Linked DNA regions of Homo sapiens: region 1 is linked to region 2. Evidence: chromatin loops called from intact Hi-C (ENCODE). Cell type or tissue: MCF 10A. All regions are shown on one strand. Links, peaks and the distances in the headings refer to the core of each region. The heading gives the core; the rest is flanking DNA.

Region 1 (10,503 bases), core at 4,772-7,271, 130 kb before region 2:
TAGGCTGAGGCAGGAGAATGGAGTGAACCCGGCAGGCGGAGCTTGCAGTGAGCCGAGATCGTGCCACTGCACTCCAGCCTGGGTGACAGAGCAAGACTCTGTCTCAAAAAATAAAAATAAAATAAAATAAAATAAATAAAATAAAATACCTCAAAATTCATAATTAATAATTAAGAATAAAATAAAATGAAAAATCATTTTAGAAATTAAGACTGGACTAAAAATACACAGTAATTAATAAGCACACCAAATAAGAATGGAAATAGAGTATAAAAGGAAGAATATTTATAAAGAAAGAAAAAATAAATAAAAAAATCAAGAGAAAGTAATCAATATTAAAGACAGACAAGGGAAATCCAACATACAAATAATAGACAAACTTAAAGTAAACACCGAAGCAACAGAAAAGAATAAATACTAAAAGTTAAAATTCAAAAAAACTTTCCTGAATTAAATATAAAAGACCTGTAACTACAATTAGAAAGATCATACTGTGTACCTAAAAACACGAGCCTACAGCAACCAACAGCAAAACAAATTTTACTATGGGCTTTAAAGACAAAAATAAGATTATTATTAGGCTTTTAGAAAACAACAATCTCTACCAGAACACAACAGGTTCATTTATTTTCAATTTCAAGGAAAAATTTTATACCTTGCAAAACTCACTTTTGAGTATACGTGGCATACCTGTGGTCAACATGCAAGAATTAGGGTATATTGTTGCTATATTGCCTCTCTGAGGAGTTAAACAAATTTCAGACAATCAATGTGAATGAAATAAACTGATGGTGAGCATCAATTATATACTTACAGAATAAATACTATAGTAGATAAAAAATAGAGCATAGTATGTAATGGTTATATCTTCTTACAATGCAAATATTATGCAACACACAAAAAAAGGAGGAAAATGAGAAGAGTCAAAAAAGCTTCTATATTCCAATCCCTTTTATCCTGCTCTACTTTTTCTTTTTTTTTTCTGTAGCGGGTATCAATTTCTAACACTCATGTATATTATGTATTTAGTATGTGTATTATTTATTGTTTGACTCAACTAGAATGTGAGATTCAGGAGCACAAGAATCTTTCTCTATAACACAGTAATGTAGCCCAAACATCTAGAACACATAGATGTCACTCAAAATGTGACTGATGGATAAATAGTTGAATTCCATTAACCATTAATAATGACAACATAATCTATTTAAACAGTTTGGGATATCTTATCTAACATAAACACTACTTGCTCATACAGTAAAGAAATACATTTCCAAACTCATTTGAAAGGTGTTGAAAATACTTTCACTGGACTTAATTGTACACACTTTCTTCTAAGTCCAGAGAGAACCAGGCTGTGTAGGTGCTTCTTCAGTGCCATTAGAATATAATGAAAAGAATATTCAAGTGAGTAAAATGAACTCTTAGATTTTAGATTATTATTTTTAGAGGTCAAAAACAGTGTAAATTAATTATAAATACTCTGGTAGAACAGTGAGAATAAATATGTTAATACTTCTCTAGTCTGTTTTTCTTTATTAAAATTTTTTATTTTATTTTAGATTTGGGGGTACATACGCAGGTTTGTTATATGGGCATTTTTTTTTAATTTTATTATTATTATACTTTAAGTTTTAGGGTACATGTGCACAATGTGCAGGTTATATACATGTGCCGTGTTGGTGTGCTGCACCCATTAACTCATCATTTAGCATTAGTATATCTCCTAATGCTATCCCTCCCCCTTCTCCCCACCCCACAACAGGCCCCGGTGTGTGATGTTCCCCATCCTGCCTCCATGTGCTCTCATTGTTCAATTCCCACCTATGAGTGAGAACATGCGGTGTTTGGTTTTTTGTCCCTGTGATAGATTGCTAAGAATGATGGTTTCCAGTTTCATCCATGTCCTTGCAAAGGACATGAACTCATCGTTTTTTATGGCTGCATAGTATTCCATGGTGTATATGTGCCACATTTTCTTCATCCAGTCTATCGTTTTTGGACATTTAGGTTGGTTCCAAGTCTTTGCTATTGTGAATAGTGCTGCTATAAACATACGTGTGCATGTGCCTTTATAGCAGCATGATTTATAGTCCTTTGGGTATATACTCAGTAATGGGATGGCTGGGTCAAATGGTATTTCTAGTTCTAGATCCCTGAGGAATCACTACACTGACTTCCACAATGGTTGAACTAGTTTACAGTCCCACCAACAGTGTAAAAGTGTTCCTATTTCTCCACATCCTCTCCAGCACCTGTTGTTTCCTGACTTTTTAATAATGGCCATTCTAACTGGTGTGAGATGGTATCTCATTGTGGTTTTGATTTGCATTTCTCTGATGGCCAGTGATGATGAGCATTTTTTCATGTGTCTGTTGGCTGCATAAATGTCTTCTTTTGAGAAGTGTCTGTTCATATACTTTGCCCACTTTTTGATGGGTTTGTTTGTTTTTTTCTTGTAAATTTGTTTGAGTTCATTGTAGATTCTGGATATTAGCCCTTTGTCAGATGAGTAGGTTGCAAAAATTTTCTCCCATTCTGTAGGTTGCCTGCTCACTCTGATGATAGGTTCTTTTGCTGTTCAGAAGCTCTTTAGTTTAATTAGATCCCATTTATCAATTTTGTCTTTTGTTGCCATTGCTTTTGGTGTTTTAGACATGAAGTCCTTGTATATGGGCATATTTTGTAATGGTGGGGTTTGGGCTTTTAATGTACCTATCATTCAAATAGTGCACATTGTACTTAATGGGTAATTTTTCAACCCTCACCCTTCTCCCCCAGCTATTTTGGTCTATGATTTCACTCTATATGTCCATATGTACCCATTGTTTAGCTCTTACTTGTGAGAACAAGAAGCATTTGGCTTTATGTTTCTCAGTTATTTCACTAGGGATAATGGCCTTCAGCTCCATCTATGTTGCTGCAAAGAACATGATTTCATTTTTCATGACTGCATAGTGTTCCATGGTGTATGTATACCATATTTTCTTTATCCAATCAACTGTTGATGGACACTAAGGTTGATTCCATGACTTTTCTATTTGATGTTCAATAAACATATGAGAACAGGTGTCTTTTTTATATCATGATTTATTTTCCTTTGGGTAGATACTGAGTAGTGGAATTCCTGGGTGGAATGGTGGTTCTATTTTTAGTTCTTTGAGAAATCTCCATACTGTTTTCCAAAGAGGCTGAAATAATTTACATTCCTACCAACTGTGTATAAGTGTTCCCTTTTCTTTGCATCCACACCAACATCTGTTGTTTTTGACATTTTAGTAATAGTCATTATGACTGGTATAAGATGATATCTCATTGTGGTTTTAATTTGTATTTCTCTGATGATTAGTGATATTGAACATTTTTTCTTATGTTTATTGGCTGCTTATATATCTTCTTTTGAGAAATGTCTGTTCTTGTTTTTTGCCCACTTTTTAATGGGGTTGTTTTCTTCTTGTTGAGTTGTTTGAGTCTTTGGTAGATTCTGGATATTAGTCTTTTGTCAGAGGCAAAATTTTGCAAATATTCTCTCCCATTATTGTCTGTTTGATCTTTTAATTGTTTCTTTTGCTGTGGAAATATACTTCTCTATTCTAGAACGTTTTCAGAAAACTTTATTTAAAACACTACTACTCCCTAAAGGATTCTTTTTGCAAGAGTGAAAAAGATTTTTTAAAATTGGTATTGCTAAAAGCTCTTCATTTTTATAACCTAGTTTTAAGGATATGCTGTTTTGTAAAGTGTGCTCCCAGTAAAAAGATAATTTATGCACTTGAATCAAAAAACGAATTTATTATATCTGTTTAAAATTGTACTTTTATTATAAGAATGTAAAAGAAGTGTCTCATTTTCCATTTAAAAAATGTAAATAGTTTTCCCACACAAGCATATTTTACATTTTTAAATGAAGACCTGTAGAGGATATTTGTCAAACGGCTTTTTGGCCACCAAACATCAGAACCTCCATGCCAAATATCTTTAATTCCTTCCTCCAGACGTAATCTCTATCCTTCCCAACCTGCTATCTGTGCTGGCAGTCTTGCCATATGGAATGTATTAACGGGTTCAAATTCCTCGAGTTCTGTTTAGGTTCAGCAAGAGAGGAGTCTTGGCAGGAGATCAAATGAGGTAGGGGAGTGAGATGACTCTTTCTTTATTTTTATTTTTATTTTTATTTTTTTGAGACAGAGTCTTGCTTTGTCGCGCAGGCTGGAGTGCAATGGCATGGTCTCGGCTCACTGCAACCTCTGCCTCCCGGGTTCAAGTGATTCTCCTGCCTCAGCCTCTGGAGGAGCTGGGATTACAGGTGTCCACCACCATGCCTGGCTAATTTTCTTTTTTTTTTTTAGTAGATATGGGGTTTCACCTTGTTGGCCAGCCTGGTCTCAAACTGCTGACCTCGTGATCCGCCCACCTCAGCCTCCCAAAGTGCTGGGATTCCAGGTGTGAGCCACCACTCCTGGCCACCTCTTTCAGCTGTCTACTTGAAAGATTGTCTTGAGTTGGCTGCCTTCAATGGATGCCATTGTTTCTTGGTTAGTGCTTCTTTCAAGGCTGCTATCAAAATAGCTGAAGTGGTATTATATTTTATTGGTTAAATCTGTATATCCTATTATAATTTTATTTTAATTCTCACTGGAGTTAGCCATAGTTTCACATTTCTGTCCCTTTGCTCACTTTTCTATTGGATTATTCAGTTGTGTAATTTCCCTAAATATTTAGAATAATAATCCTTTTTAGTTGTATGCATTGCAAATAGCATATTTCAGTCTCTAACTTGCCTTTTAAGTTCATTTTTTGGTCCTTTGTCATAAATAACATTTTATTTTATTTATGTTCTGTATGTTTTGTGCAGCAACTACAGCCTGATAAAAATTTAATTTTAATGTCAAAAATTACCAGTCTTTTCCTTATGGTTTGTCCTTTTTTGTGTGTTTCACTTAAATTCTTCCTTTCTATGATGTGTAAAAATAGTTTCATATATTTTCTTCTCAAATTATTAAAATTTTGTTTTTGACATTTGGAACTTTAAACACTTCTTTATTCAACAAACCCTTCAAGTCTACAGAAGCAGCAATGAAGAAAATGGATCAAACCTCACCTTGTTGTTTTTCTTAGAACTATTTTGAATTCATCTACTACAATGGGCATCATATTGAATTTTAGGTGGCATGGGGTTTAGGATTAAAAAATTCAGACTAAATTCTAATCTGCCACTTACCCATTCTCTGTCTTTGACTGAATTCTATAATCTTGGTAAACCTCATATTTATTTATCTATAAAACTGAGATAGTGATAAACTTTCTCACTAGATTGTCATGAAAATTAAGTTCTTGCCATTATGCTTTATGAATTGTCAACTAAAAACATTTTAGTTAATATTTTAGTCAATTTTTTCTATTAAAAATGCTTACTAGTATGTTTTTCTTTCATTCATTAAACGAATATTTATTGATCGATTTCTACCTGCCAATTTCATGCATAAAAATCTCTACTCTCTTACTGAGATAAACTTTAAAGCCAAGTTATAGGTGAAGAGAAGAAAGGCAATACTCATTTTTCTACTTCAAAATTGCCACAAATGAAAAATTTATTTTGTGTCTACATCAGATTAAATAGCTGAATAAAAACATAAAAATTAATGATTATCCAGTTTTATCTAGTTTTTAACGTAGATGCCTGTTTCATTGTCTACAAAATCTTACCCAATTGTCTGTCTTGCTGCCAATTACCATGTAAGACCCTTGGACATAGACAGTGTACTGCCACTTTTTTTTTTATGCCATTTAACCATATGGTTAAATCAGTCCACTCTGGTTTATAAGATACCTGAAATACCTGGGTCCTTAGCGAGGTCAACCAGTCATTTTGGCTACCATATCAACTGATTCAGACTGGCTGAGATACAATTCCATGAACTCTGTGGTGCACATATGTTGTTATAACTGAAAACATCAGCTGTCAAGTGGTCTACTCTGGTCATTCAGCGCTAGATGAGAAAGCATATACAAATCAGCCAGTTCACATTGTCACCATGGTGACCATTCCACTAAATGGAAATCCTGACAAATGCAGGTCATAAGGTTGTGTGTTGTTTTAAAAGCATGAGTAATAAAACATATATTTATATAACAGATTTGGTCTCACTGGGAGTTGAGTTATGTCCCTGATGTGTGGCCAGATGTTTTATATCACTCTCTTTTCCTTACACAGAATGTTTACTACATAGACATTTATTTTTTCTGAATATTTGCATACATACCTTGCTCCAGAGTAGTTTAAATTGATCTCACATAGTTGTTTGTGTTGAGAGATAATCTCTGAAACATCCACCAAATCTCTGAAATACTGTTACTTACCAATAGTTAGCAATTTCATAAATAGTCATTAAATTAAAGAGGTTATGTACAAGAAATATAAAAAGAAACAGCTCAGTATTAAAAAACAAAGCTCAGATCATCATACTGAATATCATAAGTAGAAATAAATAATAAACATAATATGAGTTAAGACGGTTTTGATATTTTATTATTAATGATTTTCTGAATTTTCATTACATTTATTATTTACATCTTTACATACATGCATCTTTATATTTTTGATTCCTGTAAAAATTTGATGAGATATTTAAAGCAAACTATCTAGTTTCTCTCTACTTTGCAGTTAATAGAATTTCCCTGCATATTACACAGGATAGGCTTGGTTATGCTGTAGTATCAAACAATCCTAAAATTGCCATTGTTTAATAAAAATGATCCATTTCTAGTTTATGTTAAATGTCTTTCTTGAGTGGTCAGGGCCTCTGCTCCAGGTTGTCTTCACAAAGAGAAGCAGATTGCTATAGGCTTCACTTTCTGGAGCATGGCAGAGGTCAGGGAAAAGCAAATTATACAATTCAAAGTGAAAGGCTCACATTTCATCAGCCAAAGCAAATTACAGAACCTGTCTAATTCCAAGCAAGTTAGGGAGGACAATCCTACTGTGTACCCAGAAAGAGGAAAATCAGAAGTACCACAGGAACAGCACTGAGCTTACATAACCTGTTAGAGAGATACCAGGACTAAAGCCAGAATTCTCACTACCTATACTGTTCTTACCATTCTGCCTGATGCTATAAACCAAAATGCCACTCCTGCCTAAACTGTTGGAGTGATAAGGCAAATATCCTTGATATGAGTATTTAATTTAGTGAAACAGGAGGGAAATTGGCATAATGATAATTCAGATATGACAGGAACATATGTGAATTGCAAATTCTTGGGTGGGGGTTGAATTTGAAATTAATCTTGAATTGCTGGTAGATTTGGAGAGGTAGAGCTGGAGAAGGGCTGGTGATAAATTGTATTTCAGGTGATGCTGATAAGGAGAAAGAAGAAAAATTGTTATGCAAAGAAGTAACTGCAGACTTGCATTTAATTTATGTGAATTCAATTATAAGAAACCTAAGGGTGTAAGAGAAAAATATAAAAGTATGGAGAGAGAGAGAGAAAGAAAGAGAGAGAGAGAGACAGAGAGGGAGAGAAAGAGAGAGAGAGAGACTGTGAGAGAGATAAGTTAAGCAGATGGGCACATTCCTGTTGCACTAAATGAGCCACACATCCTGGTGAGAATGTGAGATGAGATACTTGAATCTATTCTTCCACTCTTTATTCTCAGTCACCTCCTATCTCTCAAAGCACATTGTATGAGTATCACAAAAAATTTGGCGTGATATAATGTTCAACACATATTTTTTCCACAATCTGATCCTGAAGCCTAAGCCAACTACTTTATAACTTGCTCAACTGAAGCAATACTTTTTTCAATCTAAAGAACAAACTAGCTATGTTGAACTTGTGTGTGTATTCATCAACTGGAGATATTCTTTATTAATCTCCAAAACATTGTTTTTAAAGTGATTTCTAAGGGTAATTTGGCTATCTGTGATGTTCAACTTATGTTTTGACTTCAGAACCTAATTCCCATAGAGACTATGAATTTGTAACTACACTGCATGAGACACTAGTCTCCAAAAGTGGGGTTGGAGAAAATATTAGGATTTATATTTTTATATTTTTAACTTCAAATACTTTATATTTCTATAAAATTAAAAATATTTTATGTTTCAGTACACAATTTTATATTTTTATTTAAACACTTTTATTTTTATTTTAAATACTTTATATTTTTAACCTATTCTTTTAAATAGGTATAACTCTTTACTCCTTGCCTTCTGTGTTCTGTGAGGCACACAGTTTGCCCATAGTTTGCAATGATTCTTGGTCCAAGACCTCTGGTCACTAAAGCCTGATGTAATAGTAAGATATTTCTGTTCACATGTCCAGCAGTGTTAACCAGATTATATGATACATAAAGAGATGTCAGCATTATAGAAAGAGAAATACCGCATGTTTAGCTCTACTTGTAAGTAGAGCTAAATAGCGTGTACACATGGAAGGAGATTGTGGAATGATGAACAATTGGGAGTCAGAGGAGTGAGGGGGTGAGAGGGGAGTGGATGATTATGAGGTTGCTCGGTGGACACAATGTACATTGCTCCAGGGTTGGATGCACTAAGACCTGACTTCACTGCAATGTAGTATATCAATGTAGTAAAATTGCACTTGTATGCCATAAATATGTACAAATAAATTTTTTAAGTATCAGCATTATTTAAAAATGAAAAATAAAACCTGTACCCTGTAGAGACATTTCTAACCACACTCAAATATCTCTTCAGTAGAGAGGCAGTCTATGAGAAAAGAGAGAAATGGGACAGACCTACTTATTAGCCCAGGTTTTTTCACTTTCCAATTTATAATCTTAGGCAATTACATAACCTCTTTGACTGTCAGTCTTAATTACAAAAATGAGAATACCTAACTGTCAGGATTGAAATAAATTGTGCAAATCACCATAGTGATGCCTAGTGCAAAATAAGAACAAATAGAAGATAGCTATATTATTAAATTATAAAATAATCTAATGTATTGTGTCAACCTAAATAACAAAGAGGGAGAGGCTCTCTAACAGAAAATGATGTTTATTTGGGAATAGGGCATTGCAATGGAAATACACATGCCATAGTAAGCTATGTGCATATTCAGAGAGATAGGAAAACAAACGCTTTTAAGGAAAAATGAGGAGGATTACATAATTGTCTTGAGATAATTATCCTGGGTTAGGAGGATCACTAAGAAGGGTGGCGCCAGTCCAAGGTCGGACAGGCAGTTACTGAGCTGGTGTCCTTGCAGAAATATTTTTTATGTGTGTATAAGGTTATGATGTGGCCTTTGTACAAGGTCAGACTCTTTTGTGATAGTTCATGTTTCCAGGCATTTGTGCATGAGAATGCTCTCTTCATGGCCTTCTCCGGCTTTATTTGTCAGGGTTTTTTTTTTTTTTTTCTTCACCTAACGCAAGTGACTTCATTTTACTTCTGACGACTTCACACTTCTCTATAGAGTTGTCCTCAACTCTTACTCTCAAGACAAGAACTAGCAGTACCCAGCGCTGTTTCCACACAGAAACAGGAGGCTAGTATTGTTAACACATGCTTCTCAGTGGTGCTCACTGCTTTGGGTTCTCACTCAGATTCTTGTTGAACCCAGCCACAGTAGGATGAATTTTCCCATAAGAAGTTACAATTGCATAATGTGTCCTTTGAACAGGCCCACTTCTTCAAAATTGCATTTTACGTTGATAAATGTAAAATTTGTAAACGGCCAATGCACTTGTCTCACTGTACCATACAATTTTTAGCTGAGAAGATATTCTTCCTGCAGGTTGTGTTACCTGGTAAGTTTAGAGCACATTCTCCTAAATGAGGAATTTATCACTTCTATTTTTTAAATTACTAAAATATGTAAATGTGGGGAAAAGAAAGAGAGATCAGATTGTTACTGTGTCTGTGTAGAAAGAAGCAGACATAAGAGACTCCATTTTGTTCTGTACTAAGAAAAATTCTTCTGCCTTGAGATGCTGTTAGTCTGTAACTTTACCCCCAACCCTGTGCTCCCTGAAACATGTGCTGTGTCAATTTAGGGTTAAATGGCTTAAGGGCTGTGCAAGATGTGCTTTGTTAAACAAATGCTTGAAGGCAGAATGCTTGTTAAGAGTCATCACCACTCCCTAGTCTCAAGTACCCAGGGACACAAAACACTGCGGAAGGCCGCAGGGACTTCTGCCTAGGAAAGCCAGGTATTGTCCAAGGTTTCTCCCCATGTGATAGCCTGAGATATGGCCTCGTGGGAACGGAAAGACCTGACCATCCTCCAGCCCGACACCCTGTGCTGAGGAGGATTAGTAAAAGAGGAAGGAACTCCTCTTTGCAGTTGAGACAAGAGGAAGGCATCTGTCTCCTGCCCGTCCCTGGGCAATGGAATGTCTCTGTGTAAAACCCGATTGTATATTCCACCTACTGAGATAGGGGAAAACCACCTTAGGGCTGGAGGTGGGACAGGCAAGCAGCAATACTGCTCAAGGCATTGAGATGTTTATGTATATACATATCTAAAGCACAG
Region 2 (10,503 bases), core at 2,903-5,402:
GGCTACAGTAACCAAAACAGCATTGTACTGGTACCAAAACAAAGATATAGACCAATGGGACAGAACAGAGCCCTCAGAAATAATGCTGCATATCTACAACCATCTGATCTTTGACAAACCTGACAAAAACAAGAAATGGGGAAAGGATTCCCTATTTAATAAATGGTGCTGGGAAAACTGGCTAGCCATAGGTAGAAAGCTGAAACTGGATCTCTTTCTTACACCTTATACAAAAATTAATTCAAGATGGATTAAAGACTTGCATGTTAGACCTAGAACCATAAAAACCCTAGAAGAAAACCTAGGCAATATCATTCAGGGCATAGGCATGGGCAAGGACTTCATGTCTAAAACACCAAAAGCAATGGCAACAAAAGACAAAATTGACAAATGGGACCTAATCAAATTAAATAGCTTCTGCACAGCAAAAGAAACTACCATCAGGGTGAACAGGCAAACTACAGAATGGGAGAAAATTTTTGCAACCTACTCATCTGACAAAGGACTAATATCCAGAATCTACAATGAACTCAAACAAATTTACAAGAACAATACAAACAATCCCATCAAAAAGTGGGCAAAGGATATGAACAGACACTTCTCAAAAGAAGACATTTATGCAGCCAAAAACCACATGAAAAAATGCTCACGATCACTGGCCATCAGAGAAATGCAAATCAAAACCACAATGAGATACCATCTCACACCAGTTAGAATGGCAATCATTCAAAAGTCAGGAAACAACAGGTGCTGGAGAGGATGTGGAGAAATGGGAACACTTTTACACAGTTGGTGGGACTGTAAACTAGTTCAACCATTGTGGAAGTCAGTGTGGCGATTCCTCAGGGATCTAGAACTAGAAATACCATTTGACCCAGCCATCCCATTACTGGGTATATACCCAAAGGATTATAAAACATGCTGCTATAAAGACACATGCACACGTATGTTTATTGTGGCACTACGCACAATAGCAAAGACTTGGAACCAACCCAAATGTCCAACAATGATAGACTGGATTAAGAAAATGTGGCACATATACACCATGGAATACTATGCAGCCATAAAAAATGATGAGTTCATGTCCTTTGTAGGGATTTGGATGAAACTGGAAACCATCATTCTCAGCAAACTATTGCAAGGACAAAAAACCAAGCACTGCATGTTCTCACTCATAGATGGGAATTGAACAATGAGAACACATGGACACAGGAAGGGGAACATCACACACCGGGGACTGTTGTGGGGTGGGGGGAGGGGGGAGGGAGAGCATTAGGAGATATACCTAATATAAATGTCAAGTTAATGGGTGCAGCACACCAACATGGCACATGTATACATACGTAACCTGCACGTTGTGCACATGTACCCTAAAACTTACAGTATAATAATAAAATTAAAAAAATAATAAGAATAATATAATTTTGCCATGGATTTTAGAACTGAAAGATTCCCTGACCCCTTTTCTCTTCCCCTATCAAAGAGATAGTTCAAACTTTAGAGACCACAGTAGAAGTTCAATGCTTTATTTGCCCCAACTTAGGTGAATTACTGAAATAAGACACAGGAACAAGCTTCACCAAACTTCCTTCTCCATTGCCAGAGGTTCCTTTTTATATGGAAGGTGATTTTCTTCTCCTCTCTAAAAGTGCACAAATGTCATAGAGAGAGGAATAAATTAGCAACACAAAATCTCATGGTGTTGCATGAAATTAATTTTTAATCCAGATTAATGTCCAATGCAGAGGTAGAAGAGGAAACGAAAGTTGATGGGGGCAGATAAAGTATAAAAGAATAAGACTTTGGAGGTGACAAGGATGAAGCTTGGGGTGGCCCCCATGTGGAGGATAGGCAACTTCTCTGGCAGAGGTCACACAGACAGGTGGGGACCGAGGACCCCACTGAGCCTCCTTTTTCTTCTCCCCAGCTGCATACAAGTGTGGTATTGCAGCCTCTAGCCTCAAGAGAGTATGTTGAATTCCTCCCTCACAAGTGAATTTACTCACCTGTAAAACTTAGATTGGGCAACACCAGCCCTGAAAACATAATTTTCTCAAGATAGATAGAAAAATATTTTTCAAAGCTGGCCTAATTCATCTTTCCATATCACAAGAGAAGGCGTTCATAATAATCTGTAGTATAAAGCAGCAATACAGTGTGAAAATGCTCCCACCTTACAGAAAACATATAAAAAGCTTTCTGGTTTTATAGCCTGGGAAGCCTGCTCACAAATGGCACATTAATCTTGAATTGGTTGTTGGCTTGGATTATATGTTTACTTTTGTGAAATGTCATTTTCCCCAGGCACCAGATAAGTTATCAGTTCCAAAACTGCAACTGTGCCCATACTGATAGCGCATGGCAGGAGAATTTTGAGTTACCACATCCGTAAAATTGCCACAATTCTTTCATATTACTCAGGGGGTAATTTTACTCAAGTAGATTATCTGTCATTAATCTTCCTGCTCTAGGAGTGTACTGTATTGTGATTCAAATGTTATAATGAGCCTTTTCTAAGGAGAAAACTGCTTCTCTTTACATATTTCAACCTTATCATCTCATCTGAAGGGTAATTTAGTTTCCTGCCTGTCTAAAGTGATCCATCAGATTATGAACTGTTGACATTCTGTGCTGTCAAGTTATTCAAACCAAGCTAAGAATGAGGTCAGCTTACCAATGTGGAAGCATCAATTGACTGCTTGACAATTCTCCTCAATAAGCCCCCAAATGATCAATGTACTTTCCCACTGAGAAAATCTATAAAAATATCTTGTCGGTTGTATGGATCTGTTGTGGCCATACGGGCATGCGGGTGGGATGGAGAGCGTTAATTTTGCACTTGAAATTCCTCACAGTCTACTGCACAGATTGTAGGCAACCATCCAGGATCCTACAAGCAACTGTGCGCCTAAATTCCCATAAGATCTATAAGCCTACCAAAGATGGTTTTTCCAAAGTTGTCTCTCATACTTTTCTATTGCCACTTTGTCCTTGTGTCCCTCAACATTCTTGACTAAGAAAATAAGTATTTATGGCTGAAGCAATAAGGACATGTAGCCTCATAACAACACAGAAAAGAAGTCAGAGACAGATAAGAGAATATTTTAGGTCTGCTCAATAAGAATGTCCTATGCAAATTCTCTTACCTTCAAATTTCAGGATGAAGAGGGACTTCAAGAGTCATATGATCTGCCTGAAAAACAATACCCAAATCTTCTCAGTAATTCCAGCCTACTAGGTGTGCCTGGCCTTGAATCACTCAAGGGCTCACTTTCACCAAAGACATTCCACTCTTGAGTCTTTTCTTGCTGTTAGGAGACAATTTTTCCTGGAACCCAGGTGTTCTAGGCATCACCAGCCTCCTGAGAGTGCAACAGCCATCATATCAATTTAAAAAACTGTTCCGAGGACTCTCCATTGCTCTTTAGTTAGAAATACTCCAACCCAGAGAGGAAGGGTGACCTTCCCAAATATTTCTGAGAATCCTCCAAAGTACTTGCACCTATAATCCACATGTTTCTTAGGTCCCAGGAACTATGGATCCTAGATAAGGCCACTTTCCATTTAGACATCCTCAGGTCAGTGGGTTGAAGAGCCAATGATGTCACGCTTATGCACCAAACTACTACAGAACCATCCTTCACATCACTACACTCTCATTCTCTGTGTCTGGTAAGGAGAAGCATGACTTTGTGTCTCATGAGTACCTCTTTCAGAGGAAGTTCCCCTTGCAAAACCATTGAGATCTTAGTGACACAGTTCTTTATTTTATCCCACAGCTCTTTCCTGTCCATGACCTGCAAGTACCCCAAGGACTGGAGGGCTGGATGTGGTTTTGAAGAACATCAGGCACTGTTTAAAAAACCAACAAGAATTTGTTTCTAGCATAACTACAAGGGGCATCCATGCAGACTGTGGAAGGGCTGTTGATGGACGCCAGGGAATGGAATGCCTGTGTAGCACATGTTACATCGCCCTGCTACTTATCCAGGATGTGTCAGGAAAATGTTTGCACAAAGTTGCATAGTGTGAAAGCTGAAGCTGCTGATTGGCAAAGAAGCTGAGTCACCGAAGGAGGATAATCCCAGGCAGTACAGAATGAGCTCAGCTGAGGTTGTGCAATGGGTTGTGAATGACGATGAAGTTGTGGATCACCTCTGGTTCTGAGACACTCTGTTCTTGGTGTTCAGTTGGACAAAACCCAAACTCTTTTCCTCCAGGTAGCTCACATCACAAAGGGACAGTGTGGGCCTGGAGAAGCTAACTCTGAGAGGCTCCCTTCCATGAGGAAGACAACTCATGGTGGTAGTGGGTCCCTCAAAGAGATCACAAGAGACTTCCCCAGTAACTTTCTTCCTAAGCATATTTGAAAATACTTGCATTTGGAAGAGCAAATGCAAGTACACAGATTTTTGTTGTTCCGTGTGTAGTAAGTACATTTCACCCTGTACCTGTAACCAGAGCACTTTCAGATTCTAGGCCCTGAAGCTCATTTTGCCCACACTGATGGGTGCCTCTGTGTGTGTGGGTGTGCATGTGTGTGTGTGTGCCCCTGTGTGTGTTTTCTGCTCAGTTTTCCTTCTAGTAAAGAATTTCAAGACCCTTCCACATTCTGACCTCTCTGCAAACCTTTCTCTGTTTTAGCCAATTTCTCATTCTGACTTTTTAAGAATCTCTGTGTGACTATTTAAGAGAATATGAATTAGGCAAGCGAAGTTTTCTTCTTGCTTTTAAGATTCTCTTATTTTAATACCTAATCAATCAATAAGTGTTTGTCTGGCACTGACTTGCTTGTGATAAACTTTATAGGCAACACGAAGAAATATAGATGTGGTTCCTGTGCTTAAGAAACCTACATGCTACTTACAATAAATGTTTAGAACCAATATAACGAAATACATGACAAGGTGTCTAGGACTTCTTAGAAATGATGCCTCAGAAAAGATTGGGCACTTTCAGGGTGGTATGCTGCAGACAAAAAAGATACTTGCACACGTATGTTTATAGTAGAACAATTTGCAATTGCAAAAATACAGAACCAGCCCAAATGCCCATCAATCAACAAGTGGATTAAAAAACTGTGAGAGAGAGATATATATATATGCATATATATATACACATATACATATATATTCAAATACATATATATACGTGTATATACACACACATATACATATATATACACACACATATACATATATATATATACACACACACACACACACATATATATATATATATATATATATATATATATATATATATATATGCCATGGAATACTACTCAACCATAAAAAGGAATGAAATAACGGCATTTGCAGCAACCTGGATGGGGTTGGACACTATTATGCTAAGTGAAGTAACTCAGGAATGGAAAACCAAACATCATATGTTCTCACTCATAAGTGGGAACTAAGCTATGAGGATGTAAAGACATAAGAAGGATACAATGAACTTTGAGAACTCGGGGGTTGTGCAAGGAAGGATGGAAGGGGAGTGGGGGAAAAAATACTACAAACTGGGTACAATGTACACTGCTCAGGTGATGGATGCACCAAAATATCAGAAATTACCACAAAAGAACTTATTTGTGTAACCAAACACCACCTGCTCACCAAAAACCTATGGGAAAAAAAAAGAAATGATGCCTCAAAGAGGGTTTCAAAAAAGGTGGAGTTTACCATGGTCTTTTGGAGCAATCAAAAACATTTCAAAAAAGAAGTAAGACTTGAGTTCAAACAGAAAAGTTGGCTGTGAGTTTGACCAATCATGTAGAGGAATACAACTTGAAGAACCAATTAATTTTGGAAATTGGGGAACTTAAGATGTTATCCAAGTCAATCATGTGTAAGGCAATGAGTACCTGATCCAGCATGGTAGCAAAAGGCAGAGTGGATGAACAGATCCTGGGTCTGTTCCCCTCAGACTTACACCTTGCCCTTCCTCCATCCTGCTCTCTCACTTTGTTTCACAGGCCCTTGTGTCATTGGCTTCGGTAACCCCAACTCCTTCCTCTGTCCCCAGCCCAACCTTGAGTATGGTTGGTAGAAGCTTCTTATTGTTGCTAATCTCTAAGTGGTCTCACTGATCCCTATGTAACTTCATAGCTTAATCACTGGTGATATCAATTCACTCTGTTAAATTTTAAACATTTACATTATTTTCTTTTCTGGTTGGATCCAATCTTACGTAGATCATCCAAGATTATTCTCAATAGATGGATAGAAAACTTCATGAGGAAGAGTTAATAGAACTTGCTATTTGATTTTACATAGCAGTTGGAGACAATAACTAATAATATATGACTCCTTATCTTTGTAATCAGTTTTTCTGTGCCAGAAAACTAATTCAGAAGATAGAGCAGTAAGTGAGAAATGAATACTTTTGTACACTTTTCACCAAGAAGGTGGTGTGGTATTGGGCAAGTCACTATCATAGGCCATCCAACCAAATCTTCAAGCAGATTGATTTTCTGGAATATCATAGTTGATGAGACTATAAATGATTTAAGTAATGTAAGAAAAATATCGGGGTTTCAAAGATTAAGACTAACAAAACCAAAAGAATGAGAATGAAGAGATAGGGAATAAGAAACAAAGGAGAAAAAGAAGAAACTTGGAAGTGCTGAAAATGGTTATATCTAGACCAGAGTTTGCCCAACCATGGCCAGCAGGCCAAATGTGACGGATATTTGATTCTGTTAATAAAGTTTAATTGGAACAAAGCCACGTTCATTTGTGTATGCATTGTCTATGCCTGTTTTTGAGCTATGGTAACCAGATCTCATAAGAACTCACTCACTGTCACAAGAACAGTACCAAGGGGATGGTACTAAATCATTCCTGAGAAGTCTGCTCCCATGATCCAATCGGCTCCCACCAGTCCCCACCTCCATCATTGGGGATTACATTTCAACCTGAAATTTGGACAGGGACACATATCCAAATTATGTCACTTATCATGGTCTTTTTTTTCTTTTCATTTTTATTTTTTGAAACTGAGTCTCATTCACTCTGCCTTCCAGAGTGCTTGGATTATAGACGTGAGCCAGTGCTCCTGGTGACTTATCGCAGTCTTGAAGCCCTTGACTACGTCTTTCAGATCCTCATAGCGGCCATGTGCTGATATTCAGATCTCAGCACAGATGTCTTCTACTCAAAGAAACCATCCCTAATAATCCCAGCTAAAGTACCATCCTCCCTACTCATTCTGCATTAATCCTCCCTACTCATTCTGCATTAATTCACCCTGTTTTATTTTCTTCATTGCTCTCTTGGCTATCTAAAATTATCTTGTTTATTTGTGTACTTCCTCTCACCAAAACAGAGACCTTGTCTCTCAAGTTTATGGTTGCAATCTCAATGTCTAAAACAATTCCTAGCCCTCAAGTTCTCTACATGAGTTTGTTAAATAAATGAATTAGTGATTGAATGACTAATTTATTTGAATATTGCTTCAGTCAGATTCATACTCTTGGAGGCCAAAGATCATACAATTATTATATCCTTAGCACATTATATCATAAAAGATGGTGTTTCATTCTAGAAATATGCAAACTATAATTGAATTAGCTTAAACACTAAGGCATTCTTATGAGATGACAGATATTGATAATACTGATCTTTACAGGTTTTGAACATTTCAGGTGATGGTTACGGTTCCAACTTGCCGAAATGGATAATTATTTTTGCCTTCAGACTACAATAAACATTTGCAAATATCCAGTTTATTTATACTACTATACATTCATCCATAGGTAAAACCTACAAATTCACTCAATTGGTAAGAAAAAAGATTGCAAACCTAGCATCTTCAAAAGTGGTGCATTTCAGAACTAGTCATGGAGTTAGATGTCTGACACTATTGCAATGAAGCAAAATAAAAGGGTCTATTTATATTTTAGTTCTTTCTTTGATGACATTAATCATATGTGCTTTTGTTAGTTCAAGCTTGGTTCAAGATGAATAGGGAATAGAGTAGACCTCTGAATGTCATAGTCTTTTACTTTTAAGGTAATTTACCTACCAAAGAAAGAGAAAAATCAGTATTTGCAGGTGCAAATTCATTCAAAGTCAAGTCAGCTACCCAAAATCTAAGTTGTTATAAGTAGAGATGCTATGCTTGAAGTTCAGACCCTAGCTATTGAAATAAATTACTAGTGAAGGAAGAAATTGATTCTAATTCTGTAAGAGAAGGGACCTTAGAAAAAACCTGTCTTACATCCCACACGTACATTTGTCCAGATCTGAGGCAGTTATGTGCCAGCACTTGCAGTTCGAGAGCGGGTGAATGTGTCATCTGGGGAGGCAGCTGGCAGGCGTGGTAGGGCACAGTCATTTTGCAGGTCATGGCATTCCAGCATCTGCTCCCTAGCTTTGCAGATCCAGAAAATACAAAGTGTCAGTGTACTTGTAGTTGATTAATCCCTGGGAATTTACAAGAGACCAATGTACAAAGCAGAGTGCCAATTTTGCAATTCACTCTAAGAAATGTAATTGCCAAGTGGTCCAGAATGTTTATGTCAGCAGGAGAACACAGCCTTGCAATGACATGAGAGGGTAGGTCATAATCAGGAGTTTGCCGAGTGAGCCCAGACTGGGAGCAGGAGGAGGAAGCTGGATGACCTTAATCACCAGTGCCATTAGGCCTGACACATCCATTTTCAAATTGAGATTTACTTGCCAAGAAAGCAGGACACTTGGATTCGCCGGCCGGTGCTGGAAACACACTGACAATTCTTGCTCACTGGCCTTACTTTTTGCATATTCCTTGCCAGACACCCATGCATCCTCTCTTCACCTACATTAATACCATTGAATACAATATGTGTTTCTTTTACAGTCAATGAGGCCTCATTATTAAGAGTAATGAGCTAATATTTATTGAGTGGAAATAAGAGCTATATGCATGCTAACCACTCATGGGCAATTTTGTTATAATACTTGTTTTGAAAACAGAAACTTGTTCCAGAATGAAATGATATATTAGGGAACAACTTGAACATAATGTGAATTTTGTTTGCTTATGCACAACTTTTTTCCTCAAGAAACACCAATCGAATACAGAAAATGGCACTCAGATGAAGCAAACTGCTTAGGAATACACAAAATATATGCAGGAACACACTTTGAACATCTACCAGCTGCCTCAGTTCACCACATATGTGATGAGTCACATTGTCCACACCCAGTGTTAAAACTTTTTGGCCAATTTCGGATAGTGCTGCATCTATCATGCCACAATAACTCACAAGCTGAACCCTATTGACACCCAGTTGCACAAGCAAACTTTGGATCTTTTTTAAAGTAAAGGGCCGTATTTATTGTACTATGTATGTATTTCCTAACCATTTAACACACATAAAACAGCACCACCATTTCATTAAAGTCCTATCATCTCTTTGCATGTGTCACTGATGTTTTAGTGTTGTGCCTCTAATCCCACTTTTCTCATGAGCCTGTGGTTTCTTGTGTGATTTTGCATAGCATGGTGATTTTTAGGAAGGCATATGCTGTGTTCTAGCAGAAATGACTGTACCTTATTGTCTAGTATAATTCTTACCAAAACTATCATTTTTCATGTGAGGAAAATGAGATTCAAAGAGTTTGAGTAATTTACCCAAGAATAACATCTGGTAAGTGGTTAAGCAGAGATTCAAGCTATCTGCTGTGACATATTATGAAAACCTTGGGTCTCTCATTTGATATAGGAGCCAGCTTATGTTTTGAGGTGGATTTCACCAAGACCTAACAATAGCTCTCATGTACTCAGAGGCAATGTAGTGAGGTGGTTAAGAGTATGCCTTCTGGAGCCCTGGTACCTGGGTTCAGATCCTGGCTCTGCTGTCTGTGACCTGCGTGACAATGGGCAAGTTACCTAACGTGGCCTATTGTTGCAAAATGGCCCCAAGAATCTCCTTCATTATAACCCTGCCTTTTGCAATGTGATTTGCTATTGAGAGACAGATTTTATTTCCTCATGCCATGAATCTGGGCTGGCTTTTTGACCTGGTGTGATGAACAAACTATGGCAGAACCAAAAGTGATCCACCCCCAAGGTTAGGCCTCAGGAGCCCTGAAATGCTTCACTTGTTCTCCTGGAATGCTGCCACCACCATGAGGACAAGGCCAGATTAATCTGCAAGGGAATTAAAGATCACATGGCCCACTCACCCCCTCCCAGATGAGGAGTCAATGACCAGGAATGTGAATGAGGCCGTTGCAGACTCCCCAGGCCCCAGTAAGCCAATTGCTAATTGCAGACACATAAGTGGCACCAACCAAGATCAGCCAAACCAGGCCCAGATTAACAGAATTATTATTTTACATTGCTAGATCTGGGAGTTATTTGTTGCATGGAGAAAAGGCCAGGTGATACATTTAACTTCTCTGTACATCAACTATCCAAACTGTGCAATGGAAAAAGTAACAGAGTTGTGAGGAGCAAATGAGTTAAATATATGAAATACTTAAAATAATACCTTAGGTGTTAAGCTCTGTTCTG

The links. A loop is a pair of places that touch in the nucleus more often than their neighbours do. Peaks named below come from ENCODE experiments on the same cell type or tissue, not always from the same donor. Only the 100,000 strongest peaks of a DNase experiment are listed, where the experiment ranks them.
Region 1: it touches region 2 in a loop (2.7-fold over the local background); 1 of 110 quality-filtered maps calls a loop at or near these places.

The regions. Positions count from the first base shown.
Region 1 is chr10:90,301,955-90,312,457 of GRCh38, reverse strand. No RefSeq gene overlaps it. Among named protein-coding and RNA genes, the nearest start is that of LINC02653, 230 kb to the left of the region's middle. RefSeq lists enhancers at 9,655-10,167, 10,168-10,503. In MCF 10A, for the core only: no CTCF peak of the experiment used is centred there; a DNase peak (open chromatin) is centred at 6,037.
Region 2 is chr10:90,173,418-90,183,920 of GRCh38, reverse strand. It overlaps LOC105378426 (a long non-coding RNA gene), which reads right to left. Exons shown (of 4, transcript XR_946198.3): 3 at 10,481-10,503; 4 at 7,696-8,373. Among named protein-coding and RNA genes, the nearest start is that of LINC01375, 220 kb to the right of the region's middle. In MCF 10A, for the core only: no CTCF peak of the experiment used is centred there; a DNase peak (open chromatin) is centred at 4,070.